Linked DNA regions of Mus musculus: all the other regions are linked to region 1. Evidence: chromatin loops called from intact Hi-C (ENCODE). Cell type or tissue: left cerebral cortex. All regions are shown on one strand.

The links. Hi-C counts contacts between places; a loop is a spot of excess contacts. Peaks named below come from ENCODE experiments on the same cell type or tissue, not always from the same donor. Only the 100,000 strongest peaks of a DNase experiment are listed, where the experiment ranks them.
Region 2: a loop joins it to region 1, with 6 times the contacts of the local background. A loop is called at or near these places in 10 of 42 quality-filtered maps.
Region 3: a loop joins it to region 1, with 12 times the contacts of the local background. A loop is called at or near these places in 8 of 42 quality-filtered maps.
Region 4: it touches region 1 in a loop (2.9-fold over the local background); 4 of 42 quality-filtered maps call a loop at or near these places.
Region 5: it touches region 1 in a loop (5-fold over the local background); 15 of 42 quality-filtered maps call a loop at or near these places.
Region 6: a loop joins it to region 1, with 2.6 times the contacts of the local background. A loop is called at or near these places in 10 of 42 quality-filtered maps.

What each region holds. Positions count from the first base shown.
Region 1 is chr12:21,110,224-21,115,223 of GRCm38, reverse strand. It overlaps Asap2 (ArfGAP with SH3 domain, ankyrin repeat and PH domain 2), which reads right to left and starts at 3,468. Exons shown (of 29, transcript NM_001135192.1): 1 at 3,055-3,468. The coding sequence starts at 3,180. In left cerebral cortex, CTCF peaks have their summits at 2,504, 3,755 and 3,955 (motif pointing left); DNase peaks (open chromatin) are centred at 2,491 and 3,533; H3K4me3 peaks cover 2,243 bases; H3K27ac peaks cover 1,577 bases.
Region 2 is chr12:21,264,091-21,269,090 of GRCm38, reverse strand. It overlaps Asap2 (ArfGAP with SH3 domain, ankyrin repeat and PH domain 2), which reads right to left. Exons shown (of 29, transcript NM_001135192.1): 26 at 3,911-3,960; 27 at 3,558-3,628; 28 at 3,081-3,203; 29 at 1-1,373. The coding sequence ends at 1,299. It also overlaps a transcript of Itgb1bp1 not described here. Among named protein-coding and RNA genes, the nearest start is that of Gm40855, 15 kb to the right of the region's middle. In left cerebral cortex, a CTCF peak has its summit at 2,367 (motif pointing right); a DNase peak (open chromatin) is centred at 2,389.
Region 3 is chr12:21,202,275-21,207,274 of GRCm38, reverse strand. Asap2 (ArfGAP with SH3 domain, ankyrin repeat and PH domain 2) reads right to left here. Exons shown (of 29, transcript NM_001135192.1): 6 at 3,186-3,315; 7 at 887-972. Among named protein-coding and RNA genes, the nearest start is that of Gm40855, 46 kb to the left of the region's middle. In left cerebral cortex, a CTCF peak has its summit at 4,724 (motif pointing left); a DNase peak (open chromatin) is centred at 2,415.
Region 4 is chr12:21,281,998-21,286,997 of GRCm38, reverse strand. Itgb1bp1 (integrin beta 1 binding protein 1) reads left to right here and starts at 714. Exons shown (of 7, transcript NM_008403.5): 1 at 714-892. It overlaps Cpsf3 (cleavage and polyadenylation specificity factor 3), which reads right to left and starts at 701. Exons shown (of 18, transcript NM_018813.3): 1 at 454-701. The coding sequence starts at 503. In left cerebral cortex, CTCF peaks have their summits at 2,041 (motif pointing right) and 3,240 (motif pointing left); DNase peaks (open chromatin) are centred at 147, 718 and 1,611; H3K4me3 peaks cover 1,829 bases; H3K27ac peaks cover 1,450 bases.
Region 5 is chr12:21,225,510-21,230,509 of GRCm38, reverse strand. Asap2 (ArfGAP with SH3 domain, ankyrin repeat and PH domain 2) reads right to left here. Exons shown (of 29, transcript NM_001135192.1): 14 at 1,223-1,271; 15 at 970-1,136. Among named protein-coding and RNA genes, the nearest start is that of Gm40855, 23 kb to the left of the region's middle. In left cerebral cortex, a CTCF peak has its summit at 2,590 (motif pointing right); DNase peaks (open chromatin) are centred at 1,168, 1,581, 2,681 and 3,359; H3K27ac peaks cover 2,211 bases.
Region 6 is chr12:21,162,189-21,167,188 of GRCm38, reverse strand. All of the region lies in intron 1 of Asap2 (ArfGAP with SH3 domain, ankyrin repeat and PH domain 2), which reads right to left. Among named protein-coding and RNA genes, the nearest start is that of Asap2, 53 kb to the right of the region's middle. In left cerebral cortex, no CTCF peak of the experiment used is centred here; DNase peaks (open chromatin) are centred at 1,227 and 2,718; H3K27ac peaks cover 988 bases.

The sequences.
Region 1 (5,000 bases):
CTTAGGGGGTCAGGTGCTTGCTGCACAAGCTTGTGAACCTGCATGGGGATCCCCAGGATTCAGGGGAAGCAGAGACAGGCAGTGGGGAACTGATTCAGCAAAGCATTGCAAGTTCAGCCTCTGTGCTCAGTGATCACAGGAGCCATCACACACACACACACACACACACACACACACACACTCAGGCACACCTAGGGGGAAGGACAACAATTTCCATTTATATGCACACCTTCATCCATTCATCCATTTTCTCCTCCCCTGCTCCATTCTCATTCCAGGGTCTATACAGTAACTACAGTGAAATCTGGTAAAGCAGCTACCATTTACTAAGTCTACTGGGTACTGTACCAGAACCTTCAGAAATAGACATGATTATCTAGACTGTGAACTGTAATGAAAACAGTAAAAGAGTGTGTGGGCGGGGAGGGTCTCATCCCAATTCATACAACTGGAAAGTGATGGAGCCTGACTTAGAGGTGGCTGATCTAGCTATGGGCAGTTTTGAGAACACAGCATCCAGCCAAGTTCAAACTCCACTTGCTATGTCTATAACCTGAACTGATCTCCTAGCCTCAAATTCCTCATCTGCACATCAGGGATAGAGATTAAACACAACTGTTTGATACCTGTAATACAGGTCAGGCACTGGCTAACTACTGATATTCTAGCTACAGGTGTGCAAGCCAAGAAAGCCTATTTCAGTCAGAAAATGACTATGACTAGACATATTCTCCATTGGAAACAAACAGGCTTGCCAAAGTTAATCAGATAAGTTTACTAATTCCATAACTCATTTAAGTAGAAGACCAGGGACTTATTTTTTTAGTTGTATTTCTATGAAATGTGTAACTATTTGTATGTCACAAAACCTACCCTAATGTCTCATCTCACCATAAAAAGACATTTGCTTAAAGTCTAAGTATTGTAAACATGGTGTGTTATTACACTAGACAGAGAACAACATTTCTTTTTGGAAGTGAACATTAAATAATGTAGGAGGAAAAAGAAAGCATTATTTTAAGTAATCCACACTGAGTCCTTTCACCCTTCAAATCAGTTCACACACACTATTATCTTAGAGTGGATGCTGGCCTCACTTAAAATGAGATAAGCCTGCAAAGATTTCAGGTTTTCCCTGTTTCCAACTCAAATCCATTTTCTGCTTAGGAGGCTGAGTGAAGCCAGCCTCCAATTTAACAGAATGACCAAATCCACTCTCTCTTTAATCTACCCAGTAACTGAGCTCTTGGGTAATCTCCTGCATTGCATGGAAAAGCAGCTTTGGGTTCATCCACTATAAACTAAAATTAATCAGAGAAAGGCCATGCCAACTTTAATTGCAACTCCTATTTGCCAGGCTTTCCAACATCTGCCAGTATTACTGATACCTAACTGATTCAATACAATGAGAGAAGCGTCCTAACTTTATAAACATGGGCTGTCTTTTAAGGACATCACACACAAGTGTCCTTTCCACAGAGGGAATCCTACCTTTTTGGATGTAATCATTTTCATAAGCATTAATGATGTATTTTCAAAACACTGTGACTATCTTCCTAGTGCTTTTCAAGGGCCCTCATGGGGGAGGGGCTCTCATCCCCCTCATCCCCCACCTGCCTCATTAAAGGCATCAGTGGCACCTAAAGGCCAGGCTGAGAAAAGTGGACTAAAGCAATCTGCTCTCACTGAATTTGCTACAAAAGACTTACAAGCAGATCTTTGGGAAGACAGGAGAGAGAAAAGAAAGGGGATGAGGGTGAAGGAGAAGAACAGATACCCTAGCTCACTTCCAAGAGCAGGATACTGAACCTAGTATTTTTCATTGAGTCTAGTCCTGACTGTGTAGGTCTACAAAGACAAATATTTTACACGAAAGAAAAATAGTCTAGTTCCCCCCCCCCCCAGGCGAAGCCTAATAGCGAATGCTTTGTTCAAGCAAGGGGAAAGGATGTAATGACATAGCTTAATTTAAAAGCTCTCCGAACACCAGCCTCTGACACAAGTATTTTAAAATATCTACCTCGATCTTAAAATTCTAAGCAAAAGAAATGTAGTCATCGGTTCACTACTGCTACACATGTGTGTCTCGTTCTCGTACCTATTGTGAGTCCAGCTGGACGCACATGGCCTACAGAGCCGAAAACACGAAACTCTAAATTCTGTTGGGGAGGTAAAGAAAATGATGTAAGTGAGGCTTTCCCAAGTCGCGGACAGCTGCGGTCCCTGGACTCACACAGCCTCTTCCAAGCCTGCTTCAATTTTCAACCCAAACTGCTTCCTTCTTGCAGTCCCTCTTCCCCGGGATCTGGAGAGCTCGCTGCTTAGCCACTCAATACAATGACTATGCATCTTGAAAGCCCTTACTAAAAGCAGGCCTTTTCCAGGTTAAGGGCAAAGGAGCTGACCATACTGTCAACAGGCACCACACAGGTAGCCCAGAGGCGGCCACCAAAGGCCTTTTGGATCTCAAAGCTCTGGTTCTCCACATCCCTCGACAGCGCTGCTCTGTGGCACGCAGTGGGAACTGCCAGGCCTCCCAAGATGGGATGGGCACCCGTGCCTAAGCAGCTTGGGGTCCCCTGGATCTGCTCTGCTTGTTGGCTCAGAAGCCACAGCTGCCCCCGCCGGGCTACTTCTGGAACAAGTTGGAGAGGTCCGCGCAGGGAGACCCATCTCTCCGGGGCCCGTAGAGCTCGCAGGGGTCCCCGGTTCGCAGCCGCCACAGACTCAGAGCCGAAGTTGACCTCTCCGAGGTGGGAGCAAAGGACCTGAAACCCTGCGAGGGAAATGGGAACAGACAGGAGCGTTCCCAAAAAAGGCCCAAGGTGGCCTAGCAGCCTCTCCCTAGAGCAGGGAACAAAGGGCTTCTGTGTCGGGCACTGCTGGCCCGGCTGCGTCCGGCTCTGGGGGACCAGAAACTTTTCCAGGGTGTGGGCGCAGGCGGAGGGCACTGGGTCTCGGGCACCAGGCGCGAAAGCCCAGCGGGTCCCCAGGACGCAGCGGGATTACCGCGACCCTAGCCTCCCGCCCGGCGCCAGCGATGCTACCGCTCACCTCCTCGATGGCCGCCACGGTGTTCCGGCACTGGGCCGTGCGCGTGGTGAAGCTAGAGGCCGTGGGCGCCTTGTAGTCCTCATGGGTCTCGGCCACGAATTCCGACACGGAGATCTGGTCCGGCATCGCTGCAACACCGGGGCGCGGACTGCCGCCGCCGCCTCAGTCGCCCAGGGCGCGGGCTCCGACCCCGCCGCAGCAGCCGCTCAGGGACACGGACAAAGAGGAGCGCGGGGCGCGGAAGCCGCCGCAGGGCGCGGGAGCCACCGCGGGACGCCCGGTGGCAGCAGGGGCGCGTGCAGCCCGCAGCTCTGCCCGCTGTGCTCCTGGAGCCGCAGCCGCCGCCGCCGCGTCCTCTTCGAGCGAGCCCAGACGCGGGCGCGCACAGCCGGCGGGAACAACCCGCCACCAAGCCGCTGGCCCGGACGCCTCCCGCGGAGAGGGGCGGGCCCGACTAGGGAGGGGGCGGTGGCCCGATGGGCGGGGCGGGGCGCAGGCCTGGCCGCCAATCGGGGCGCTCGCCGCCACTGCGCCGCCGAGAAGCTGAGGCCGCAGGAAGGAGGGCGATGTGCGCTCGGGACTGGTCAGCGGCTGTGTGCCGCCGCATTGTGTCTGCCTTCGGGACGTGCTGGGGTTCGAGGGCGCGCCCTTTCCCGGGCTGCGGTGCCGGCTCCCACCCCGCACCCGCCATGACCTCTAGCAACATTACCCAGAGGGCGTGGAGTGGAACCCGGGATACTGGCTTCCCGGCTGGAGGGGAGCCCACCCTTTTGCTCCCCAATTCCACCCTTGGCCTCGGAACCCCCTGAATTCCCCACCAGAACCTCAGGAAAGGGCCAGTGAGACAGTGTGGGTAGCTCGCCCCCTACAGGACAGTGAAATCCTCCAGGGCACTTTAGCGGGACAAGATGTAGGGACCATGTGTCTGTGCACCTTCTCACAGCCTCAAGAAGCCAAGAGTAAAGGCAGGTATTTTGCATAGGGAGGTGACCATGGTACAAGCCGAAGGGGAATTCAAACCCATGACCTTCGACTTGGAAGAATACTCCAACCCCTAGTAAGCATCTTGTTCCCTAAGCTTGTACATTTAGGGACACTCCCAGTTACTTGAAAACAGTTTTAGGGTGCTAGGCCAGGCTTCACCCTGAGGAAATCATAGAATGCACTGATTGATGTGCTGTCGGAAGTGAGGGATACCCAAGAGAACCAGAGGTAGAGCATGGTTGGGGGTGTGTGTGAGGTATTGTACCTGAAGGTTCTCAGAGAGTACTCCAACCCACAGCTGACTGATCACAGACACAACTGGGCCAATAAATCATTTGAATTAGGACATTTTCGTCTATAGCTCATTCAGAAATTCTCAGCTGTATTTTAAAAACCCAGAGGTTCTGAAGACACTAGTCAAAAATCACACCCTCTAACTCCCCGAGGCAAGAGGCACGGTTACTGCTGCTGCCAACAATACAGCCTAGAGAAACTTTACAAAAACCTTTTGTATGTCTGAAAAGGAGGGAATGTGAGGGACATTGTAAACCCAACATGGGAAATAAAAGTGGTCTCCTACTGCCATAGGACAGTAGACCAGTCAATCTTTTTAAGGCTCCCATGTACAAATCTGCTGTATGAGGTGGCAGCTGGGGTCAGACATTATGTATGGCTTCTGGTATTTTACCAGCACTGCGTGTGAATAAGTTCAGCCTTCAAAAATAGCTGCGCCAGTGGGTAGCTTTTATTCCTGCGCAAGGGAATAAATTGCAATCCCAAAACTCTGCAACTCTCTGCCACTTTCCACTGTTGTGAACATCTTTCCATTTAGTGTCTCAGGAGCACACCTATCTCAGCATGTATAACTCGAGGGTATTGTGTTATAGTACAGGCTCTCCTGCACAAAGCAATCTTCTGATCCCTCTGCCTCTCTTCCCACCTATAAGTCCTTTTGTTCTGCT
Region 2 (5,000 bases), 150 kb before region 1:
ACATCGCCTCACTGTCAAGCTTAACCCTCAATCCATTCCTTTTGCTCAAACTCCAGCTTTCGTTCAGGCCTTATGCTTGCCTCTTTCATTTCCCATATCCTAACCACGGCTCTTACCTGTGCTTAATGTTATTAAGTAGAGGTATGACAGTCAAGTTCATGAAACTAATGAGTTTTGATTTTTATCATATACAACCTAGTTCCCCTCCCCCACCCCACATAGTGTAAGTTTAGGAGTGATGCGATGGGCTTACATAGTGTAACTGGGATGTTTGGGGGCACTGGGCTCCCCAAGGTCTACAGATTTCTGATATGTTCTTGACTACAAACAATTGGATAGGCTAAGTTTCAAGACAGTGTAGCTACCATTCCTTTTGGAGAATCCTATTAAGACAAGAACTAAGCTGAGCGGGTGTCCTCAGGAGCTGGGAGGGGAGGGCAGGAGCACGCACCAGGACACGGAAGAATGTGCTTACTGTGGCCCGCACCACATATTCTACCTGTGTGACGGGATGCTGAACGAGGCAAATCCTCAAACCCCCAGGCATGCGAGCTAGTTTAAAGAGCTGCTCTGCAATCCATCATCCTTAGTTTTTAACCAAATTCAGGATCTGCAGCTTAAACTACCTGGTGTAGAACAGCCTGCTGTTAGCTGTGTTGTAATAACCCATCAGTAGTGTGCTAGGTATGACTGTTCACAACATGGGTCCTACAAACATGCGGGAGATCATGGCAGCTGCCACCTCACAGATGGGGAAAAGTACAAGGCTAACGTATAAATTGCCAAGTTGCTTTAAATAGACACTGGCTGAGTTTCAAAGGAATACATGTCTTTAAAGGTGAATGGATGGCATTGGTGGACAAGGTCCAGGGTAGGGCGACAGACCTGGAAGCAGTATGGTGCTGGCTTGCTAAGCTGACTGTGCTAAACAAGATAACCAATGTCGGAATTGGGCTAAGGAAAACTAAGAATCCCCCAAATTTGTTTAAGCTGTTTTTAGGCTCAGCTACTCCTGGAAATACAGGATCCTGGGTATACAGTTAAATAGCTTCTCACCGCCCCCTTAAGGAAATTGCTTTTCCTAGTAAAAGTATAACAATGTTTTGTAAAAACCACAACTTATTAAAACAACAACCTGCTTATATATAAAACTCGACTCTGAGTTTTCAGAACAGGACAGTATCATGAAAAGATGGGCTGCCGTATAACACAGTCCGTGAGACTGGCTATGGCTAGCCTTGGTACCAGTAACAAAACGGAACATAACGGTTAAACAAAGGCTTTTGTTCAGTGGCAGTTTAGTCAGCAATAAAGTGCACAAACGATACGGGAAACGCTCCTTTGCGGCTGGGCTCTCCATCGATGTGGCCGATCTGAAATGAGCAAGTTTGGGTTACAAGTGTTACAAACATGAAGGGGCAACACAGCATCTGTTCAGAGGAATCTCTTCCGCTAAAGAATGATAGAAAAACCGCCCGGCTGTCCTTTCTTTTTCCTTCCTGTCTGTGCTTGCTAGAGCTCCTGCCTCCTCCCACAAGCCTCGCATACCCTCAGATGGCTCCAGGTGAACACAGATGTTGCCCCTGGGCCCCAGCAATATGGAAGACAACAGGGAAGTCATCTGGCCCACTCTCCACTTAGTATATGAATAAAGAAACTATACTCAAAGTCATATACTTGGAGAAAGTATGATGTGTCTCCATATTTTATCAGGCATTTGTAGAAAGGCTTAAAAACATGCAGTCTGGGTAATAACAATTATAGCCACGTACAATCTCAGCCATGTTTATGATATTGGCAAACTCTAAAGGAAAATTGCCAAAGTGTGCTTTTTTTTTTTTTTTTTTTAAAAACAGCACTGAGAACTGTGGGTCCTCAGGAAGGGTGGGCCCTCTAGTTACGGCTAACATTCACTTCTTTTGCACCTGTCTGAATTTTTTGTACTTTTGGAAATAGATACTTTACACATGGCTAAGCCTGTGTGTCAGGTCAGTGTCTCCTTCATAAGGTAGTATGTAACATGGTGTGATTCCATGCCTGCTTCCAACTGATGGGTATTGATCTGTGTTTATGCTGAGGGGCAAGACCAGGTTCTCAGACAGTGCTGGATTCTCACCAGGCCCGGCCATGTGCAGGAACTTAGCATGTAGAGGAGTTGGGAGTTTGGTAGCTATGGCCCTTAATGGGCCTGTGCTGAGGGAGGCTGATCACAGAGCGGGTGGGGGGGTGGGGGTGGGGGACTTGCAGGGGGGGCAGTTACAGATCAGGTCAAACTCCCTGCAACTGTCAAGCAAAGTCCTCTCCAAGTCCTGAGGTACCTTTTGAAATACTTGTCTATGCAGCAGGGCCACGAGTGGCCACTGGGTGGCAGACCCTGCCAAGTGCTTTCTGTGTATACCCCATTCCACTGGTTAATTCCTGAACCCCACCCCGCCTTGTCTCATCACTGCTGCTTCTCATGGCGTCTTTGCCACAGTGCTGTGGACAACTTCCTCGCAGAAATGATGTCACCCAGGTCTATAGACCCCAAGCACCTGCTGCCAAGGTCCTCAGCTTGTAAGGGGTTGAGTCTGAGTTGCAAGGGCTTCTGGGAGAAGCCCAGTGTCCATGCCACTCTTATACTACCTGGATGCTGAGCAGCATAAAGCTTTTGTCGGGATCAAAAAGACATGAGGACTCCGCCCTGGAGCCCAGCTCTCTGGATGCCTTGCTCCATAAATTGGCAGTGAAAATCTAGGGCCCCAAGGCTCTTGGTTCAGGTCAAGCGTGTTATGAAAATGTAGCCTAAGTGGTCTACCCATCATTATAGTGAGGTGTTCACCTGAGGGACAGATCAGGCCCACTCAGAAGAAGGTGCCCACACAGGAGACACCAGAGATGAGGAAGGCACTGCTCATCAGACTGGTAGCAGCACCAGATCCAGATTGCTTAGGCTGAGAGCTTCCACTGTTCACAGGCCCCGTCGCCCCACCCTGACTTGTGCACAGACACACCCCATGGCCCCACCCTGACTTGTGCACAGGCCCCCATGGCCCCACCTTGACTTGCGCACAGGCCCCTGTGACCCCACCCCGACTCACCCACCACTCCTGATCCTCTTCCCCATCCACAATGATCACGTCGCCCTCAGAGAAAGTCAGCTCGTCTGGGTTGTCAGCCACGCAGTTGTAGAGTGCTTTCACTCGCTTGGGCTTTGACTTGGTCTACATCAGAAAAGGAAGTGTGAAGGCTAGGGTTGTAGGAAGCCAAGTTCTTAGCCAGAGAACAGGCCTCATGCTTTCTGCTTGCCTCATGAGCCATGTGCCTAGGCTCGGAAACCCACAGAGGTCAAGCAAGTGGGGCTGGCTGGGTGTAGCAGGAGCCTGGGCAGAGGCAGGAAATGAAACACCTGGGGTCTGGTGCTCATGGGGATGATGAGCAGAGGGCCAAGCTGGCCAGCTCCCCAGATCATGAAACAGCACCAGAAAGAAGCTCCCAGCCCTCCTCCAAGGAGCAACAGAGCCCGGCTGCCTCGGAGCCCTCTGACTAGTAGCAGGATAGCAGGCTTGTGCACTTACCGCCTGTGACTTCCTAGGCATGGGTGCTGGGGGCTGCAGGGCCATGGCGTTGGACAGAGGACCCGAAGCTTCTGTGCAGAGAGATCCACTGCGTTAGGGCCATGACAAAGCAACTTTATAGAACACCCCATCCCTATCCATCCACTTTAACTGTAAGACAATGTAAGAATCACAAGGTTATATCTGAAAGCAGGACTCTCCACAAGTTTGGTGGTTTCAAGAGAAAAGACCTGTATAAGGCAGTGAACTTCTTTATACCTGACCAGCTAGCTACCTAAAATCCATACCCCCCAACCCCAACTCCACCCCACCCCATCCCTGCAGGATCAACCTGTTCCAAGTTAAATAATTACCAGGTCCTCTCGGCTGTCCTTTGTTGGTCAGCGGGGTTGGCTTGTCAGTCCTACCAGGAAAGAAATACAGATTTATTGATCACTGAGGCCACGTGCTCTGACCTTAATCCCCTTAATGATAAAGGGACCTGCCATCAGTGCTTAAATTTGTGCTTGCTGTATCCCATCACATGTGCCTACTCCCCACTCTTGAAAAAAGGAAAGGTGTGGAGCCAAGTACTAGGTCCTGATCCTAGCCCAGGGCAGAAGCTAAGCACACATTCATCGTCTGCGTACTCTGGCCCCAGCCTGAGCCGCCATCATCATGAGAAAGGGAGGGGCTGAAGCTTAACCACAGGCCTGGGTGGCTCTGCCAGGGTCTGTGCTGGCACCACAAATCAGTGCCTCCTACACCTCTGAGCTCCGTGGTGCCTGCCCTGGGAACCAATGTTGTGGTCAAGGGGCAGAGCACAAGCCTATAGTCATGCCATGGAGACAAACAAGTGCTTCTTACAGTGGGCAGAGGGGGCTCTATCAACTGAGACCTGCCACTGGTATATATGCAGAGAGGTGGGACACTAGCTTTGTTCCTTCTCTAAAGGGAGCAGGGCCTGTGAAGGCCAAGAGAGAGGCTTTCCTCTCAGTTGCCTAGCCAGGCTGGTGGGACCTAGCAGAAAGTAAGACAAACAACTGGGCAGGCAAGCCTTGGGAGGGGCTGAGGAAGCAGGGAGGCAGCCTGGGATGGGATTCTTTCCGCAGCAAGTCACTTCCTTCACACACTTCCTCTGCAGTCCCAGTGGGTGCTGGTGTGTGCAGCCTCAGGACGAAGAGGTGAAGAACGAGACTTGGTTATAGTCTTATTTTTTTTCCCCAAGGGACTGAAAATCATACGAGCCAAGTTTCAGTTTGATTCCCACTGCCTCTGGGCGTGTATGTCCTAGCAGACACTATTAAGTGGAGTGGCCAACTTCCTATTCTGTGGTCAACTCAGATATGAAATGCTCATATGAGCTACTTAGCAGAGGGTCATAGTCAGCCTGTCTTGTCCTGAAAGGCCATGAAAAACAAATGCACCCAACACCCGGGAGGAAGAGGGGTCACAAGTTCAAGA
Region 3 (5,000 bases), 92 kb before region 1:
TGTGTCAGATCAAGCAAGTCACCAAGAAAAAATGTATGTGACAATTAAGTCAATTTTTAGATATTGTATACTTTTATTTTTTTACTGAGACACAAGTTTCAAGCTATAAGATGGTCCTTTCAAAGTGACATGATGGTGGGTTTCAGAATATTGACATGGCTGAGCCACCAGCACGATCCCAGAACGTTTCTGTTATCTCCAAAGGCAAGTACACACCCACCAACTGTCAGATCCCATCTCTCTCTTTCCTATGGTAACTGCTAAGCTGCTTTCTGTCTATAAATATGCTTTAACCCCTGACTTGGCAAACGCACAGTCATGCAATGTGGTCTTATGTCTCTAGCTTCCATCCCTCTACAAAGTCAAGGTGTTGTACCCTGAGCACTTCTTCTTTCCTTCTATGGTCATTCATTCATTCATTCATTCATTGACAGGGTCTCATATAGCCCAGGTTGGTCTCTATATAACCAAGGATAATCTTAAACTTCTGTCACTTCTGCCTCTACCTCCTAAGAGCACCTGGACTATGCGTGTGTGCCATCACATTGGTTTATGTAGCGTGGGAAATTAAACCCAAGGCACCACTGTGCCCCCACCATATCCACGCCCCCCCACTCCCACATGCTAGGCAAATACTCTACAAAAACAGCTATATCACCAGTCCCAGCCCGTGATAATTTCTTCCTTTCCTTCTGTTTTCTTTGCAGTTCTGGGGATTGAGCCTGGGCTTCCTTCCACACATGCTAAGCCAAGAGTGATCTATATCTTCAGCCATGCCACGGTCATTTCCAAGTCAATGTTTATTCCCTCAGAGCAATGTTATCCATCTGAAGCTGCTGTCCATAGAACAACATTTGAAAAGACGCCATAGAGAAGGGACACTTACTTGCACTGGGCGTGAAAGTACTTGATCAGATTCTGAAGCAAATCCACTCCCTTTTTCACCTTGATTTCATTGACCTTCAGCAGGTACTGTGGAGAAGGGAAGGATGTTGAGAGAAGACATTGAGAAAGGATGTTGTCAGGAGCTTAACGGGGGCTGCTGAAGACGCTGAGGATGTCTTTTAAACCAGGGACTCTAGTAGCCTAGGCTAGCCTTGAACTGGTTCGTCACACAGTCAAGGAGGGCCTTGACTTTTTCATCCCCTCCCTTCTGCCTCTCAAGTGCTAGGGTTACAGGTGTGTAATACCACATCTGTCTTATCTGCAGAGCTGGAGACTGACCCCAGGGGTTCATATATACTATGTGCAGACCTTGCCACCAACTGAACCACACCCTCTGTGACTCTTTCTTGACTTCTTTAACAGCTTGTAGACTGGGCGGGGCTTGTGATAAACAGACGCTGGGTACCCTCTGCATACAAGACTCAATGGTTATGATAGCCAGGTAATTCAATATTTAAGAACCATATCTCCTAACTAGATATTCTACCACGTCCAGCCAGGATACTCTTAGTCTGGTTGCAGGGAAGGAGGCTGCCCAGAACAAATGGGTGTTTCTAACTATCTTGGGTCTTCCTATGCACATTCCTCTCCCCAGGTCCTTTTTGTTCCATTTGAGACCGTGTCTTTCTATGTAGTCCTGGCTGTCCTGAAATCAATGGCATATGCCACCTCACTCAGCTTCAAGTTCCTTTCTTTGTCGGGTCGCTGTCTTCAATACTAACTGCTATCTATAATCTAGTAGCTGAGATTTCATTACCATGTTGCTGACCCAAAGCACTTCCCCTAAATATAAGTGCTAAAAAGATGAATTTTAAATTAAATTGTATCAAAGCCACTTCTAACCTGAGGAATCCACTAAGGGCCACTTAGCAGGCATTATGAAATGCACCTGTCCCTTCCTAAAAGTATACAGAACAAGGGCTCTAAAAACCCTCTTTGCCCTAACTGTGAGGCTGTGGTATAAGAATTCTGAGCACACCTCATCTTCAAGCCCAGGAAAACCTGCTAACCTGAGCTGTCCCGTGAGTTCCTGGCTGTCTCGAGAGATTAGCCCAAGTCCAGGAACTCTCCCAGGCCAGCTGTGCAAGCCAGGCAGGGAACAGGAAGCCATTCTGAGAACATAACGACCAATTTTCTCCTCTCTGTAAGAGCTGCCTATGTGTTCTCTTCTCCTTCCTTTTTGATAGTTATTGGCTGTTAACTGGATATCTGGCCAAGGGCCAAAATGATACAATCGTTAAATAAAATGCTTGGCAATGAATCAAGACTTAAAATGTGCACACTCTTTGACCCGGAAGTTCTACTTACCGGAACTTATTCTAAGAGACAATCAGAAAAGCGTACAGAGATTAATAGGAAGGAGGGTTTACCACGGCTTTTTTTTTTTTTTTTAAATATTGCTCAGTTTAAGAGGGTGTAACAATTGGCACTGGGCCAGGATGACACTGCTGCAGAGCCCAGGGAGAGACGGGGCCATTCTCATTCACAGTGAGGCACAGAAACACAAAGGCCTCATGCTTAGTGACCTGTAAGCTGGGGATCGGCTTCCCCTCTGCCCTTCGATAGGACACAGGCCACTGGGGAACTGGAATACCAAGGATACAGTGATGCCATTGTCTGCATGAATGTTTTCTGGCTGAATCTTCACTCTTCCCTTCCACCAACTCCACAGGGGCACTCAGAAGTCTTAAAAGCATCAAAGAAGTTAAGCCAACTCCTGTGAGAAAGTATGGGGGGCGGGCAGGGAGGACACTCTTCAAGTCCTCTCTTCTACTTTAAAAACAAAACCAAACAAACAAAAACGGAGAGAGTCTCATCTGTCTGTGGTCTGCGTGTACGTGCGCACATGTGTACAAGCACACACTCGTACATGGAGGTCTATCTGGAGGCCAGGAGAGGGTGTCCGGTCCCTTGGAGCTAGAGTTACAGGTGTTTTCCGCAGCCTGACTTAGATGCAGGGATCTACAACCTGGTCGTCAGGGATGGGCAGCACATGCTTTTAACTCCCGAGTCCCCCTCGCTTCCTTTATTAAAAGTTGGTGTCAGACTGACCTAAAGCCACACGCCAGTAAGTAGTCTAACATTCCTCTAGCAAAGCAAACCTTTAGTACAGAAACGCAGCCCAGTACCCGAGCCGGTGCTGTCACCAGAGCCACAGGTCTGTCTCGGTGGAGAGGAGGTATGCACGCGCGCGCGGGTCTGGGCCTGTATGGAGTGGCTTTCCTCTCACCGCGTCTCACCTCACACATCTGCAGCTGGAAGAACCGTCTTTCCTTCTCCATCTCCTCTGCAATCTCAGCCCCGCTTATTTCAGTACGAATCATCCCGTGGAGCTTGGCATGCTCCTTTTTCTCCTTTTCTATTTTGGTTCTATGTGTGAAGACAAAGCAGGGATTAATCAAGAGGCCTCTCGGCACAGCACTCCCCACTGGACAGCCTCAGAATCATCTACAGAGATAAACACTCGCCACGCTCTTTTGAGCAGGCAACCTTTTAACTCTTGCAGAAAGCAAACCACCTGTTGTCTCTTAAAAACACATCGGACTTGGCCTTCCTGCTACCTACTGAACAGATCCTGCCTAAGCAGGTATTACGTCCGATTCGTGTCTGATGGAAGATCCACAGACACCTTGCTCTGGATCACACCGGCCTCTGTCTGAGACCTGCACTAGTACCTTCCCTGCCCCAATTAGTACAGTCACAGCTACTCCGGCTTCCACATTACTCTCTACAGCATCATGCTGTTCATCTGTCCTTCGGGCCCTTTTCATGGTGACTTCCTGCTGAGCTACTTTCCTAAATGTCACATGTTTAGGTTGGGTATAAACTGACCAGCGCAGCACGCACCAGAACCACCAGGCACACACATACACACACGCACACACTCTACCTCCTGTGACAGGGAACTCTCAAGTAGCCTGTTTAATCATCAAACAACTTTTAAAGAAAGTGCCAGATATGTCTCTGTGTGTCATGGGAGGTAGAGTGTGTGCGTGTGTGTATGTCTGTCTGTCTGCGTCAGCCCTGTCTGGGCACACAGGGTAAACCCATCCAGCTGAAGGAGAAAAGAATGTGAGGGACTAAGAGGCCATTTGGCAGGGACACTGTTCAGTGAATTCAGGCATCTCAATGGAGCTGTGACTGTGGGGTATTACAGTCTCTGGACTCCTTATACAATTCTATGGTCACTGGCCATGTATCTAAATATTCAGTACAGAGCTGTTGCCGAGAATCCTGAAGACATCTTCAACCTAGTTTTTACACGTGGCAAGGCCTCTTGGGATAGAGGAACCACTTATATTCATGGGTTTAAAAAAATAATAGCTTTTTTATGTATCCTCGGTTGCCCTGCCCCTTCCACACCAGACTCTGAACCTTTGTAGGTGATTCTGTCCTATGCTGTGCAGGCAAATCTTCATCTTAGAAAATGTGGCACCTTCTCTCCCCAGTCTATCTCTTCACAGCCAGAAGCCTCTCTCCCACCGTGCTCTCTAATCGAGCTCTTGGGAGAAGGAAGCAGGCACGGGTACAGCTGGATGAAAGTTGGACAATAGCACTCCTGACCCTAGCTTGAGACCGTCTTGCTGGGTACATAAGTGGCAGCCCTCAGCAAGGCCCATCCCTGCTCACATCACAGAACCTATCACAGTTAAAAAAGGCTACGTGGGGGGCTAGAGAGATGGCTCAGCAGTTAAGAGCACCGACTATTCTTCCAGGGGTCCTGAGTTCAATTCCCAGCAACCACATGGTGTCTCACAACCATCTGCAATGGGATCTGATGCCCTCTTCTGGTGTGTCTGACAGCTAGTGTACTCATATAAATGAAATAAATAAATCTTTAAAACAAGGAAAAGGAAAAAAAAGAGGCTAAGTGGATAAGGCCAGTGGTTGGGAATCTCCTTAAGTTGAACAGACCTTCAAGGTCCCCCAGTCTCATGTCACCCCTGCTGAGCATTTGAGTGGATGCTACCAGTGAAACTGCAGACCTGAAATCCAGGCCATTTCCAGACAGAGCGTACCATTTCCACAGTGGAATGGGTACCAAGAGGTGGCAT
Region 4 (5,000 bases), 170 kb before region 1:
TTTCTCGCGGAAACGCCTCAGCTTTCCCCTCTCCAATTTCCTCCTACCTTCTGCTAAGGTCTGAGCTCTCAAAGTACATACACCACGTCTTTAATTTCCCCGCCCATCTGAGCACGTGTAGGGTCCTGGAAAGGAGGCAGATGCAGTTCTTCCTTGCAGTGTCCTCTATCTGTCGGTTCCCTCAAGGCTTGCTCTGATGTACGAGATCCAGACTTGTGTTAATTGGCAACCCTTTCTTTATGAAAACACCCAATGACCTGGATTTTTTTTCCCCAAAATACCCTCCCCGAGACTGAAGGAAAAATGACATTCAACCTAGATAGCCCATCGATCAATGTTCTCCAAATCCCTTGAACCTGAGAGGCTGGACCCGCAGCTGCCTCCGCGGGGGTCCCTCCAGGCTCTCACACATACGGGGAGGGGGGCTCGCTCCCTCTCTAGCGCATCCCTTACAGGGGTCGGATCAGCAGCTGGTCGCTCTCCTCTGCAGGAATCGCAGACATCCTGGCAGTCTCAGGAGCAGCGTGGACCACGAACTCGTCGCCGCAGTCTCTAAATTCAAAGCACAGCTACTGCAAACCAAAGAAGAAAAAACCCCCACCACCAACACACAACTTCCGGCGCTCTAGCGTTCCCGGAGCTAGATTCGGCCCTCCAACTTCCGGTTCGAGAACGAGGTTCTTTAGGTTCCCGGAGGTGCGGTTAAGGAACTGGAGGCGCGGCCTAAAGACTGCGCCTGCGCATGATAGGGGCGTGGCCCAGCGGACCAGGGCAGGAAAACTGGCAAAGCCGGAGCTGGAATACGAACTGGAATAACCTACCGGCCGCCGCCGCTGGACCATCCCACACCCCGCGAGACCGGGGCGACCGGGGAACGAGCCGAGGAGGCGAGGTGAGAACCGGGCCTCGCCTCAGCCGGGCCAGAGGGTGCGGGTGTGTGGGGAGTACCCCGCAGCCCGCCGTCCTCCCATTCCCTCCACGTCCCGAGGCTGAGGCACCGACAGAGTGCAAACCGGGGAAAGGAAGAGGAGCTCGGCGCCCGGTCAGGGAGGGACCCGCGTTCCCGTGACAGGTCTACCGCCTGCCTCCCCGGGGACCAGGCTCCGCAAGACCCTGAGGCCTCCCTCTGCTTGTTGCTGCACCCAGGTGGGGTTGGAGTTAGCTGTCTACATCCTCACTTGTGCGAGGCATGTGTGCAGAGCTTTGGAAGCCTGATCTTGTCGGGGTCCCCAAGTAAACTTTGTGATGTGGGACAAGTTATTGAATCTCTGGCTTGGTTGACTCACGTGAATGCAGCTGGGCGTTCTCACTGCTCGGAAGGCTCCGATGACCCTAGGGACCGGCTGCTCCAGATGGGCCAGAGTGAGGGCTAGCGGTTTCTGGAGCATCTTGGCGACGTTATTGGATATCACCTCCTAGGGCAATTGTCAGAACCCTGTAACGAGTCCTCTTCCGCTATACTGTCTATCTACTGAGAACCAATTCAGCCTCGCCTTGCACTAGTTAGTTGAGGGAGTGGGAGTTTAAAGAAGAAGATGACATTTTAATGCTGTGATCTGATGTCTTTTAGTCCAACCTGAAAGTCCAAGGAAGGCTTTCTTTAAAAGGCCCGAAATAAGTTGTGCGAGGCAAGTAGTTGCCAAGGAACTTACAAAATGAGAGTTCTGTGGGAGGGAAAGTTAGATAGTATAAGAACATACAGGAGCTTAGAACCGCTCAGAACCAAAGTGGCTTTGCGTTCCTGAGAGATGTGTAGCTCATTGTTGAAGACAAGCTTGAGAGAGAGTGGTTGGAGAGCCCTGGGTGGGTTCTTGCTGGAGGGATTTGACCTTCCTTAGTCAAATCTTAGTAGTCAAATCTTAGTAGGACACCGGTGAACAACGGCCTAATAATACTGAGCTCTGATCTGTGTTTGAAAGAAATCATTGTTATCTTCTTTTCCTCCTCCTCCTCCTCCTCCTCCTTCTTTTTTTTTTTTAAAGATTTATTTATTATTATATGTAAGTACACCGTAGCTGTCTTCAGATGCACCAGAAGAGGGCGCCAGACCTCATCACGGGTGGTTGTGAGCCACCATGTGGTTGCTGGGAATTGAACTCAGGACCTTCGGGAAGAGCAGTCAGTGCTCTTACCCGCTGAGCCACCTCTCCAGCCCCCCTCCTCCTTCTTTTTGTGGCTAAAATGTGGAGGCAGACCTTAGAGCCACAAGGAGTTCTGTAGGACAAGATCATTCATTCAGAGAGCTGACTCAGTGGATAAGAGCATCTACCTGTCTTATTGAGGATCCAAGTTTTGGTGCTTGTGGCTCAACACCAGCTCCAGGGGCAATCTACTCCTACACACACCTTTTCTTTTTTTAAAAGTAAGGGCTTTTACCCACAAAGCCTCTATAGTGGGTGTGTGGATTCTTTAAGTGTGTCAGACTGTGAACTTGGGCGTTTTCTATAGATTGAGGATCATCACATTCACGCTGAAAGAATGCCATTAGTTCCCCCCAAAGATGTGGGGCTGGTTACCAAGCTGAGGCAGAGTCTGCCATGGACCTGGGATCCTGGTCCTTAGTTGGATGTGAAGGTTGAAGAACAGTGAGGGATTGATGATTTTCTGGTTCCTACCAGTGATGGCTTAATTGCCTGAGTGGGAGAGACGAGGGAGGAGCAGGTCGGAGCCTCTGGCAGTTTTTGCATTTGATGAATCTGTGTAACTTTCAGCTGACAGATAGCATCCCCTGGCTCATTTTTAAGCATGAATAATTTAGAAGCAAGAACAATTTGATTAAGTACATACACCCAGAACAGCAGCAGATATCAAAGACTAACCAGTTCTTTCCCCATCTCAGTTCCTGGATTGATGCTGCAGAGCAAGTTTTGAGAAGTTGCAAAGGCCTTGGTGATATCCAATCATCGCCAAGGATCTGTGGGGATGCTTTAAGATTCTAACAACAGAACCACTTTTTTTTTTTTTGTCTTTTCGAGACAGGGTTTCTCTGTATAGCCCAGGCTGTGGAACTCACTCTGTAGACCAGGCTGGCCTCAAACTCAGAAATCCAGCTGCCTCTGCCTCCCAAGTACTGGGATTAAAGGTGTGCGCCACCACTGCCCAGCAGAACCACATTTTATTAAGTAACTTTAAAAATTAATATAGAAATATGGGGGCTGGAAAGATGGTCCAGCGGTTAAGAGCACTGACTGCTCTACCAGAGATCCTGAGTTCAATGCCCAGCAACCACTCGGTGGCTCACAACCATCTGAAATGGGATCTGATGCCCTCTTCTGGTGTGTCTGAAGACAGCTATAGTGAACTCACATATATAAAATAAATAAGTAATTTTTTTTTTTAAAAAGAAATATGCATTTAAATTTGTAGTCATCTCTCCACAGCTAATGGGTTCTGCATGCTCAGGTTTAAACAAGCCCAGATTTTTAAAGAGGTGTTGTAAAAACAAGACCGAAATTCCACTGTACCAAAGAAGTGGAGACTTTCCTTATCATTATTTTGTAAATAATACATCATATCAACTATTTCTGTAGCACTCACACTAGATATAATGTTCAGCTCAGTGGAGGGTACTTGCCTAGCTACACTAAGTAATTTAGAAGTTATTTAAAGTGTATGGGATTGTGTGTGTAGGTTATATTCACTTGTGTGGTTATGGAACCAATCCTCTGTAAACACCAAGAAGTCTGTACTAAAATATAATGTGCCTAAGTATGTCATATACCAGCACTTTAACTATCATAGACCACCAACATGGTATTTTATGGTACTAGGTTAACCTAGTTTAGCCCAGGCCTAGGAATACGGCTCTCCCGCTGTCCCTCCATCACTACAGGCATCTTTTGGACTTATCCTTTGCAGCAACTTCTGCACAGTACTCAAATAACCTTTAGCCCCCTTTGCTCTCAGGCGGTTAGCTCCATATCTGGTGCCCAGTGAGGTTCTATAAAGCAGAAATCTGGTCCTGTTTCTTGCCTGCTGTAGGAACATGTCTATGGACTGCTATGCTCAAATGATACTTGCCTCTGGCCTGCAGGCCTTGGGCCTTCTCTCCTTTTGCTCCTGCCTCTCTCTTTAGTTTTCCTCATGGGAATGATTGTTCCCTAATATTTTTTGTTGTTGTTATTGATCTACTCACTCCCACTAAAAATGGACACACCCACGTTCACCTACCCATGGGTCAGTTTTGTCCTTGTGCCATGAGTCCCCCAGCATCTAAGTGCTTACTGCCTACTTACTGAGCGGTGAGTCAGCTCTAAATGCTACAAATAAAGTATATATTGAGAAGGAGACCGGGTGAGAGGCTGACTAAACTCTCAGGCTCAGGCCACCATGGCAGGTGGCCTAGAAGGTGGGCTGAGAGTGGGTTCTACACACACAGAAGACACCTGAGTGGGTGTCCACCCACTACCAATTTAACTCAGCTTCTTCCTCTACGAGGTCCACTGTTCAGCCTGGAAAGGACTGGGTTAGTCAGGGGAACGGGAAGCTACTCTGCACACTGTTGTGTGTGGAGCCTTGGAGAATAATACAAGGATTTGGTTCTGGCATAAGCATGATCTGTAGAGTGCCAAGGACCGGCCTTGGTTTGAAATATGATTTCCACCACAGGCCTTCCATATTCTCTGAGCTCCCGGGAGAGAGTATTTGGAGAGGTTTCAGTAGTTGAAGGTGCTAGTGAATTATTAAACTAACTCCAGATTCTTTTTGTGTTTTTTTTGAGACAGGGTTTCTCTGTGTAGCTCTGGCTGTCCTGAAACTCACTCTGTAGACCAGGCTGGCCTCGAACTCAGAAATCCGCCTGTCTCTGCCTCCCAAGTGCTGGGATTAAAGGTGTGCGCCACCACCGCCCGGCCCAAGAAAATTTTTAAAAAGAACTGCTGTCTCTTTCTGCTAGCTCATTTCATGCAGACCAGAAGCCCAGTTTTTTTCTTTACATATTGTTTTAGTTATTTATTCCAGGTTCCCCTTTGTTATCCTATGAACCAACATCTGTGATTCCA
Region 5 (5,000 bases), 120 kb before region 1:
CTGTGCTGTGCTATGCTCAGGGTCTGGGTTGTGGCAGTAGTCAACTGTGCTGTGAACATCTGAAGTCAGAGAACTTCTACATACTTTCACCTCACTGAACGCTCAGGGTGTGCTGCTAGCAAGTAGCGAGCACATGGCCACCCTTCGTTTCCCGGAGTTCAAGCTAGACTTTCCCCACATGGCACGTTCATGTCCTCATTTAAGTATCCTTCCAAGTGCTTAGTGTACAGTGTGGACCCAGCCAATAATTGACAGCGAATGCTGAACTTACAAAGCATTGAAATTAAGATGTATTGGAGCACAATGTCTCCCGAGTGCTTCCTGCCCCCTGAAATCCTCTGCAGAGAAACATCATGATCTTGCCCATGAGGTCATCATCGAGTTCTTTAAAAACTGTCTAGTTGTTAAAAAGTGGGAGTTGGGGAGAGGGGCTGGGGAGATGGCTCAGTGACAGGAGCACCTGCTGTTCTTGCACAGGACCAGAGTCCATGGGTCCTGCCCAGCATCCATGGGTCACAGAGTGTGCCTGAGAGTTACTTTAAATGGTCCTCTAAGTAGGACAGAGAGGCTGATGGGAATCCTAGGCAAAAGCACCCCCTACACACACACACACACACTCACCCTCACAGCCCCTCCGAGCCTGTGAGACTAGTGACCTTCAGTTCATCCCCAATGTGCCCTTCAGTTTTCATTGCCCGGCAGACGCTGAGCTGTAATCTTTTCATCTCCACCAGGCTGTCTTCCCAGGGTCCTGCCCCAGGCCCAGCAGGCAGGGATCTCCTACCCATGCGCCCCACTGCTCTCTGCACACAGTTCATTAAGCATTTGTGTAATGGGATGAGCCCAGACTGCTTTGTACCAATTTCATGTTTGAAATGAGAATGGAAAAAAAAAATATCAATGGGTGGATTTCAGGCATCCCTGGAATCCAAATGCCCTAGAGCTGGGGTTGGGGCTGTCCCGGGTCACCTGGTGCCCCACAGTCGCAGCACACGTCATTGCCCGTCATCCTCTGCACCTCCGAGATGATCTCCTTGGTCAGCTCTTGGACGATGTTATTTTCTCCAGTGTTGTCATCACCCTTAAAGGCGTTGTTCAGAGCTTCTTCCTTGCTGTTCTGCAGTACAGACATCCATCTGGGCAAACAGCAGCAGTGCTGGGCGTCAGCTGGGCGAACACACCCACTCCCACCCCTGCTTCCAGCCCCACCCACAGCACTTACATCTGACATTCTTGTTCGTCTTCCGCTTGGAAGTGGTACGTCCTGTCATCTGCACAGCAAGGGAGACTTATCACTGAGCAGCTGGGTGTATTTACCTCAAGAATAAATAATGTGTGCTCTCTGCCAGATTAATGTATAAAGCCAAGCAGCCCTTGGGACATGTGCGTGCCATGCATGTGTGTGTGCCTGCCTGCCTGCTTGCATGTGTGTGCTGACTTCAGTCATTGTGACTTTATAATACAAATCTAACAACCTGCCCCTTTCTAGTCTAAAAGATGCCATTTCCAGAGAATTTCTATAATCTCTTTAAAGAGACATCCCCAAAAAGGAACTGTTCAAGTCCTTTGATAAGAGCCTTCCCTATCTCACTTTTTGAGGTACTGTCTCTTTATGCAGACCAGGCTAGCTTTGAACTCACAAGAGATTTGCCTGCCTCTGCTTCCTGAGTGATAAGACTAAAGGCTTGGCTAATGCCCCCTGACGAACAAGAGCCTTTTCTGGAAAACACATCTTAGACATTTTCTGGCTTCCTTAGAAAAGAACTAATACTATATCAGAAATTCTAAAGCCACACCCTGAGAGTCCTATGTCACAAGCACAGCTAGATGAATAACGGTATAAGAGGAAGTGTCGCGCTGTGCATCAGGTACTTGCAGTGTCTTACAAGTGCTTTCAGGGGCCGTGTTCCCAGGAGGGGTGGATGAGGGGCAGCTTAATTTCTGTGCTATTCTTGCCAAAATGAACAACCTCAGCTAAGTCCTGAGGTACCACAGGAGAAACCTAGCTTGGCAGACATCTCATAACAAAACTGGACAGCAGTCTTCAAAACGTACAAAGGTCAACATGGGCAAGGGATGACTGTAGAAACTGGACCCCTAGGAGCCATGACTAACTATAATCTAAATGCGACATGGGGCCTGGAGGGATCAGAGCACCAGGACAAGGACAGGAGTGGGAAATGGATACATTCTGAGTACCATTTCACAGCACCAAGCCTGCGTCCTTCCTCAATGCGGATTTCTCTAGTAATACATACTGGCTAAATTGTACTGACATATACACACACACACACACTCACACACGCATGCATGCACACGGGTACACATGCATAAACACACGCACATGTACACACATACACGAACACATGAACATGTGCAAATACACACACACACACACACACACACACACACACACACACACACACAAATAAATGCTTTTGAAAATATAATGAGTAGACAGCTCTGCAGTAGTAGTTTTCACTCCTTGTCTTAGAAAGACTCTTGATGGGCCGTCTAATTGGGGCCAAGTATCAAGAGGGGTCAAGTGCAGACACAAGTGAGGCTCAGAGCAGAGGTTTTGTTTCTTTAAAATCTTAACACCAGGGGGAGTCAGACATCACTTGTTTACAATCTATCTGTCACCAAAGAGAGGAACAGGCAAAGAGAACTACTTCAAGTTAGACAAATACTGGATTGCAGCAGACTGAAGTGAGCAAAGAGGCATGGCCACCTTCTTCTCCCAGGCACCTCACAGCCCCACCCAGCCTCCTAGGAAGACGGCCAGAGGGGCAGGTCCACAGTTCTAGCTGGGAGCTTGCCAAGTGGACCTCAGAGTTCTCAGGAAGCTGTGACTGGAGGGCATGTCAGTGTCCTGGGCCCACACTGAGCTACTTTACAGCCAGGTTGGGTGTGGCTTTGTCATCTGCTGACTAATTCTGCCAGTAATCCCACTGGGCACTGGAGAAATGGGAGGTCATTCTGTACAAAGTGTCCCAATAATAACGCCCTCTCTGCAGGCTCTCTGGAAAGCCACCTAGACCAGGGCAGTTTCCATGAGCTTCTGCCACAAGAGAAGCGTTTGGGGCTGTAGAAAGGCATGCCACCAAGGCCCTCTGAGCTCTATCCTGTCTGGGAGACTGGCCAAGTTATCTCATAATTCTAACCACAGTCCTTCCTAGGGTGCCTGTGTGGCTCAAAGACAATGGCTCAAGAGTGTGCCTGAGGGCACAAGACTGGACAGGTCCCAAAGGGCTGGCTTTACTGCAGACAGATCCCCCTAGAGGAACACGTTCCCTCTAGATCAGAATGGGAAGCCCCTGTTTGGGAGCGGGAGATAACAGTGGGGGCGGGCCTTGCAGGCAGGAGCTCAAGGCAGCCAGCCAGCCTGTCATCCTCTCAGCAGATTCAATACAGAATGATCAGTGAGGAGAAGGATGACTCCTGGGGAGCAGCTACATTCTCACAGGCCTGCTGTCTCTTGGCCTGGCATTGGGTTCATCTTTGATTTCCCAACAACTATGTTAAAATCAAGGACATTTGATGGCATTTGCTCCACTAGTCAGGAGGCAGAGGGAATAGGGTGCTAAATGAGCCAGTCCCCACCCCCGACCCTTCCCACCTTCTCAGGACAGCACTAGCATCAGAGCTTTAGCCCGTGCATTTCAGGTCTCTACATGAGCTTAAGCCCCGGCAGCTCTGCAGAAAGCATTCCCACCAGATGTTCCCAGAGGTATTAGATACTTTGAACATCTGCTGAGTTGAAAACTGGGTAGGACTGGAATTAATTTTGCCCCTTGAAGACCAAGCAGGAGTAGTGGGTGAGACAGGTTTTCAACATAACTAGTGTTCTGCATCTGCATAGCCACAACAGCGAACGGTGGTTGTGGCCAAGATTCACGGAACATCTCAAGCTGCCACAAAGTCAACAGTGTGATCACGGTGAAGTCTGTCTGCATCACTGCCCTCGGGCATAACCAGACTCACACACTAGTCACTTCACCCACATCCTCAGGATGCAACGATTCACACCTAGCAGGCCTGTGTGCCCTTCCTATGTGTGCTCACTCCTCCCTGATGAGCTGAAAACACGCAGGAGAAAGGTTCTGGAGCAAGTGCTTCTGCACCGTGGTGACAGCTGAGGAGGTGCTGCACCTACCTCACTGTGGTACCCAAAGCTCGGCCAAGCTCAGATGGCTACCAAGTCCTGTCGTGGTACCCAAGGGAACTCACGCATAGGGTAACATCTTTTTAACAGGCTATCTTTTTTTTTTTTTTTTTTTTTAAAGAAGGGTTGAAAACCTGCTTTTCCAGCCACTAGCAGACATCTAATGACACCATCACGTTTTCTCCTCTAACTCAAGCTTAGGTTACAGTCTAGAGGAGGTGACCCGGTAGTGGTCACATGTAAAATACAGTCAAGGCTTAGCATTTTACATTGTAGATGGAATTCTGAGAGTAAGGTTTGCTACACATGGAACCTACCAGACTGAGGAGACAGGAAGCAACACAATCAATCAATCAATCTCTCTCTCTCTCTCTCTCTCTCTCCCTCCCTCTCCCCCCACCCCAACCCAGTGATCCTGTCTCTCCCTCCCTCACAGAGTTGGAGTTAGAGGCACATGCTTACAGCAAGTGCTCTAACCCACTGAGCAATCTCCCTAGCTCAGCATAAAGATGGCTCCCCTGTCACCTAGCTCAGCTTGGCCTGTGGCTCAGTGTAGTGGGTCTGCAGACTGAAGCCTGCTGAGGGGTACAAGCCACACAGGTGGTGGAGACGGCTTGACCAGACTTCTCGATTTGCTTTGAGTGTTAAATCACATCGCACTGGCTCTGAGGTCTCAGTCATGTGGTCTGAAGAATTAATCAGACCGTGGGATGGCATGCTAGGGTTGATGGACACGCCAACAGCCTAGGCCCCTCAGGCTAGTGCTTTGTGTAAACTCCACTGCTGTGCTGGATTGCTGGGGACACCACTTCAGAGGGAAGACTGGCCCACCCTT
Region 6 (5,000 bases), 52 kb before region 1:
TTGGAGTTGACAGTTTTAAATAGAAGAGTGATCAAGAGGCTCCAGATGTAGCAAAAGGGGGTGGGGGACTGTTCTTATTACATTACTGTGTGTTTGTCTCAACACACAGGATATACTCTGAGTAACCCCTTAGGTATGTCAAGATCAAACCCTAGCCCTAGGCAAGCACACACAGAGATAAATATCCCAGGTTTGGTTTTAAAGACAGCCTTGCCATATTATATAGCTCAGGCTGGACTTGCATCAAAATTTCTTATAGTGAGTTAGCTTTTTGTATATAGGGAATGATTTTAAGTGTATGTGTCCCAGAGATATGCTCCTGCCTCAAACTCAGTGCTGGGTTATAGGCCCTTGCTACCATATCTGGCTTTTTATGTGAGATCATGGTGTGTGTGTGTGTGTATGTGTGTGTGTGTGGTGTGTATATGTATGGAGTGCTGCATATCTGTGGAAATCAGAAACGGACATGAGATGTCCCCCTTCATCACTTTCTACCCTACGCCCTTGGGGAAAGAACTGTTTGGGTCATTTAACTCCCAGGATCCACCTGGCCCCACCTTCCAGCTCTGGGGTTATGGCTATGCCTGGCTTTTTTATGGTGTGGGCTCTGGGTTGTTTTGTTGTTGATTTAAGACTGAGGGCCTCATGCTTGTATAGCTAACTCTCTTACCTACTGAACCATTTCCTTAGCCCCCAAGGGAACTCTTAATGTTCCTGGGTAGTCATCTCTAATCCACTCTGGACCTTGAGATATAAGAGGGCATTTTATATCTCAAGGGAAACAGTAACTAACTCACAAAACACTGCACTGAACTGTCCCTCACAGCCTCCCCGGTCTTCCTCAGTCCTCCCCAGTCCTCAGCCTCCAAGCAATGTTTGCTCAGCCTCTATCAGAAACACTGATTCCTAAAGAGCCACCGCCCATGTGTTGGGGAGCACAGCCTGACAGACAGACATGAATCAGTGTGCTGTCACAACTGGGAGTTCCCTTCCCATGTGACAGGTCCTTGCTACAAAGCACATTTGATCTAGTAAACATGCAGTCCACGACTCCTGCAGAAAACTGTCTTGACCAGCCTCTGCAATCGACCGGAACTTATATGACCTGTATTTAAACAAGGGCCACCCTCCCCGGACCCTCCTCACAGGCAGCAGAGGACACCCACAGCAGCAGGGCTGAGCTCCCTGCAAGTCACTCAGCCAACAACACTTGCCAAAAAGCTTTGAGTGCACAGTGTAAAAGGAGAAAACATCCCACGCTTCCCGGCACTCACAACACCCAACTCAACTGAGCAGTGCAATCTCCCTGTGCTCTGAGCTTTCCTTCCCCTCCATCCATGCCCCTGGACTGTCTTCTTCACTTCTGGTTATCCCCCAAGCTTGCCCCAGTGAACTGGTTTACACTCACCCAACTCACTGTTTTCTTCTACCTCCCAACACTGTTAATTCCCTGGAATAGCCTCCTACCTCTTGACCCCCAGCTACACTGGCTGGTTCACAGCTTCATCTGGTCCTCCAGCAAAGCCCCCCCTCCACCACCCCCTCTCCACCCCCACCCCCGGTTTTCCCTCCACAGCAACTCATCTTTGGTTGGCCCACAGTACCTATGCTTGTTCAGGTTTTCAGCTGAGATTTACTAAGCACCTGGTACGTGCCTGATGTTTAAGCTGCTAGTGGAGATGCAATGGTGAACAAACCAAGAAAAGGATCCAGGAAAGATAAACGCCCAGTAAGAGCAGAAGGCCAAGCCTTGCCAGTGACCTGCTTTGCCAACCTTGGATGCCGCCTCCAGCACCAGCACTGACAACTGCCATGGCCTCTGCTGAGCACACAGTAACACTGGAACACACTGAGCCCTGTGATATACCAATAAAACTGCCTTTATTGCTTGTTACCTTCCCCAGTGACCTTCTCTAAGGCCAGGGGTTAGTGTATGTGATGGTTTGTATATTCTTGGACCAGGGAGTGGCACCATTTGGAGGTGTGACCTGGTTGGAGTAGGTGTGTCACTGTGGGTGTGGGCATAAGATCCTCACCCTAGCTGCCTAGGAGTCAGTCTTCCACTAGCAGCCTTTGGATGAAGACACAGAACTCTCAGCTCCTCCTGCACCATGCCTGCCTGGATGCTGCCATGCTCCCACCTTGATGGTAATGGACTGAACCTTTGAATCTGTAAGTCAGCCCCAATTAAATGTTGTTTTTCATAAGACTTGCCTTGGTCATGGTGTCTGTTCACAGCAGTAAAACCCTAACTAAGACAGTGTACATGTAGCATATACATCCCATTGTGCACCAGAGAGCCTGCCAAGGAATGGGACTCTATTAAGCCATGGAGCTTCCCTGAGAGAGTGCACTGTAGTAACTCAGGGCCACTAGAGGCAGGCAGGAAATAATTTCAGGAGTGGCCAAAGATGAAGGAACTGGCTGTTGCCACACTGGCTTGGAAACCAATCAGGCTTCATCTGTGTGTTGGACTCCTGGGTAATCAGCTAGCAGGCTGACCTGCTTCTCTCCAGGAGAGTTAATTGCTCTGCCCACTGGTAATCCCAGGTCACAGGGCACATCTGTGTCTGTGGCATATAGCTCAGTCCTGTTCAGAAGCAGGGGCTGGAAGTGGTGAGTTACTGAGGTACCGGGATCTGGCACTCTGTAACCAGCTGGAACTCAGATGACGCCCCACTCAGTGCTTTGGAGACCACGTTCTCACCAATCAAAGACAGCACAGGCATCTTATGCAAAGACCCTCCATCTGCGTCCTGTCCCTGTTGTTGAAGGGAAGCCGTTTCCGGCCTCGAGAATGAGTACATAAACATGCAGGAGCTGCTGCTTTCCCCTGGCTCTTCAGCAGAGAGGGACGTGAAGGTGAGTTTGGCACTTGGTGGCAGAGGTAATTATAATTGAAACCCACACAAGGGAAAAGTGGTTCCCTCCCTTCTAGAAATGTACCCCCATCACGGCGTGTATTTATAGATCATCAAGATTAAACCAGTCAGGAGAAATGAGTATGATTAAGACACAAAGACTCGTATCTATGGTCTATAAAAAGCTTTGCCAAAGCCTTATAGCCAGAAAAATAAGAAGGCTTTTGGTGGTCTCCAGAAATCAAAGGTACCTGCAATGTGGCTAAGACTCTAATGGTCACCTCCCACCATCCCTTCTTCCACAACTACTCAAACCCAGAAGGAAAAAAGGAGACAACCCTACACCCAGACGTGTAGGCAAACTACCAGCACACAGAACTGTAAAAGTCAATAAGGGCGTAAAAGAGGGCTGGCCTGGCCCGCAGCTGATGCCTGGCCAAACCCTATAAACTCAGAGGGACTAGACTCAAGCTGGCCTCTAGTTTGTAAAACAAGCTTAACAGATTAAATTTATTGCATAAATAAGACTGTAGGGATGTGTCTCAAATATTTCCAAGGAAAACAAACAACTGTTGGAGTGGTAATTGAAGATAGTGAGCCAGGAGAGGGAGCAGAGGCTATGGTGTATGGGTCACAGCAAACTCACTGCCAGAGGAGAGACCCTCACACCCCTGCTCTCGCTGCATTTTCACACCTGGTTGCCCCACACAGTAGTCACAAGCTGCAGGGGGTTCAATTAAAGTGAAAAACATTAACAGTTCACGTCTGCATACAGCTGGCTTCAGAGAAAGCTTCAGCCACATAGACCTTCTGATGGTTCCAGAATGTCCTTAGGGCTCTTCTTCCTCTGCCTCTGAAGGTCCCTCTATGCACTTGAGGGCCTCTCCCAGGGCCAGGGAAACCATCCAGGCATGCTGGTGCTCCTTGTTCCATAGCTTAGTACCAGCAGCCCCAGTCACACACCACCTTCTCTATGCAGGGTAGGTCAGTCCACCTCTCCCTAGGTCCCACAGCCTTACCAGGCAAGTTCTTTCATCCTGACGGTAGGCTAAGAGGAAGGGTGGCCTCCACAGTCTACCAAGGGAGCTGGTCTGGCTCAGGGGTGGGAAACCCTTGTTTGGTCACAACCTGATGGTATTGATGGATGGAGATATCAGGTGGATGAGGTAATGGGTGATGGAAGGCCCAATGTGACTCACCCTATTGAAGGAAGCCTTACCCCAGCCCTCAGAAATCCCACCTCCCTCAATCACGGGCCTTGACTAAGAGGTATGTTTTGAATTTCACTATAAATATTTGTGGGAATTTATTTAATTACCATCTGGCCCTTTATAGGAGAAGTTTGCTGCCTCTCACTTAGACAATCCATGCAAAGCATCCTGTGTTAGTCAGGGCTTTACTGCTGTGAAGAGACACCATGACCAAGGCAACTCTTATAAGGACAACATTTAATTGGGGCTTACAGGTTCAGAGATTCAGTCCATTATCGTCATGGAACCATCCAGGCAGGCATGGTGCAGGAGAAGCTGAGAGTTCTACATCTTCATCTGAAGACTACTAATGGAAGACTGGCTTTCAAGCAGCTAGGGTGAGGGTTAAGCCCACACACACAGTGACACACCTACTCCAACAAGGCCACACCTCCTAATAGTGCCATTCCCTGGGCCAAGCAAATACAAACAATCAAACATCCCTTCCACAGCATCAGCCAGGCCTGTGCCTTAGGCCCTGGCCTAGAAGCACTGAATTGTGCCAGTCCAGGACCAAGTTGGTCCAGACTCTGGGATTTCAAATGGACCCACATGAGAGGGAAGGGACCAACTTCCTTCCCAGAACCCAAGGATAATGACTGAAGGATAGGAGACCCACAGACACAAGGGCCACCTATGTCCTCCCCTCTTGACCCATCCCATCTCCCCTCATTCTACTTATAAAGGGCCAACCTGAGAGAAAATGACAGTTTTGAAAGCTAGCTAATAAACCCAAGCACACCCAAGGGCAGCTCTGCCAGGACAGTCACGCAAACATCAATGTCAGCCCGGTTTTTCATCTCACACTTGACTTTGAGCAAAGTATGGTGCATAAAGGACAGTGGCAAATGTTTTCAGAAAGCCATCGGGGAAGCACAGGACCACATGG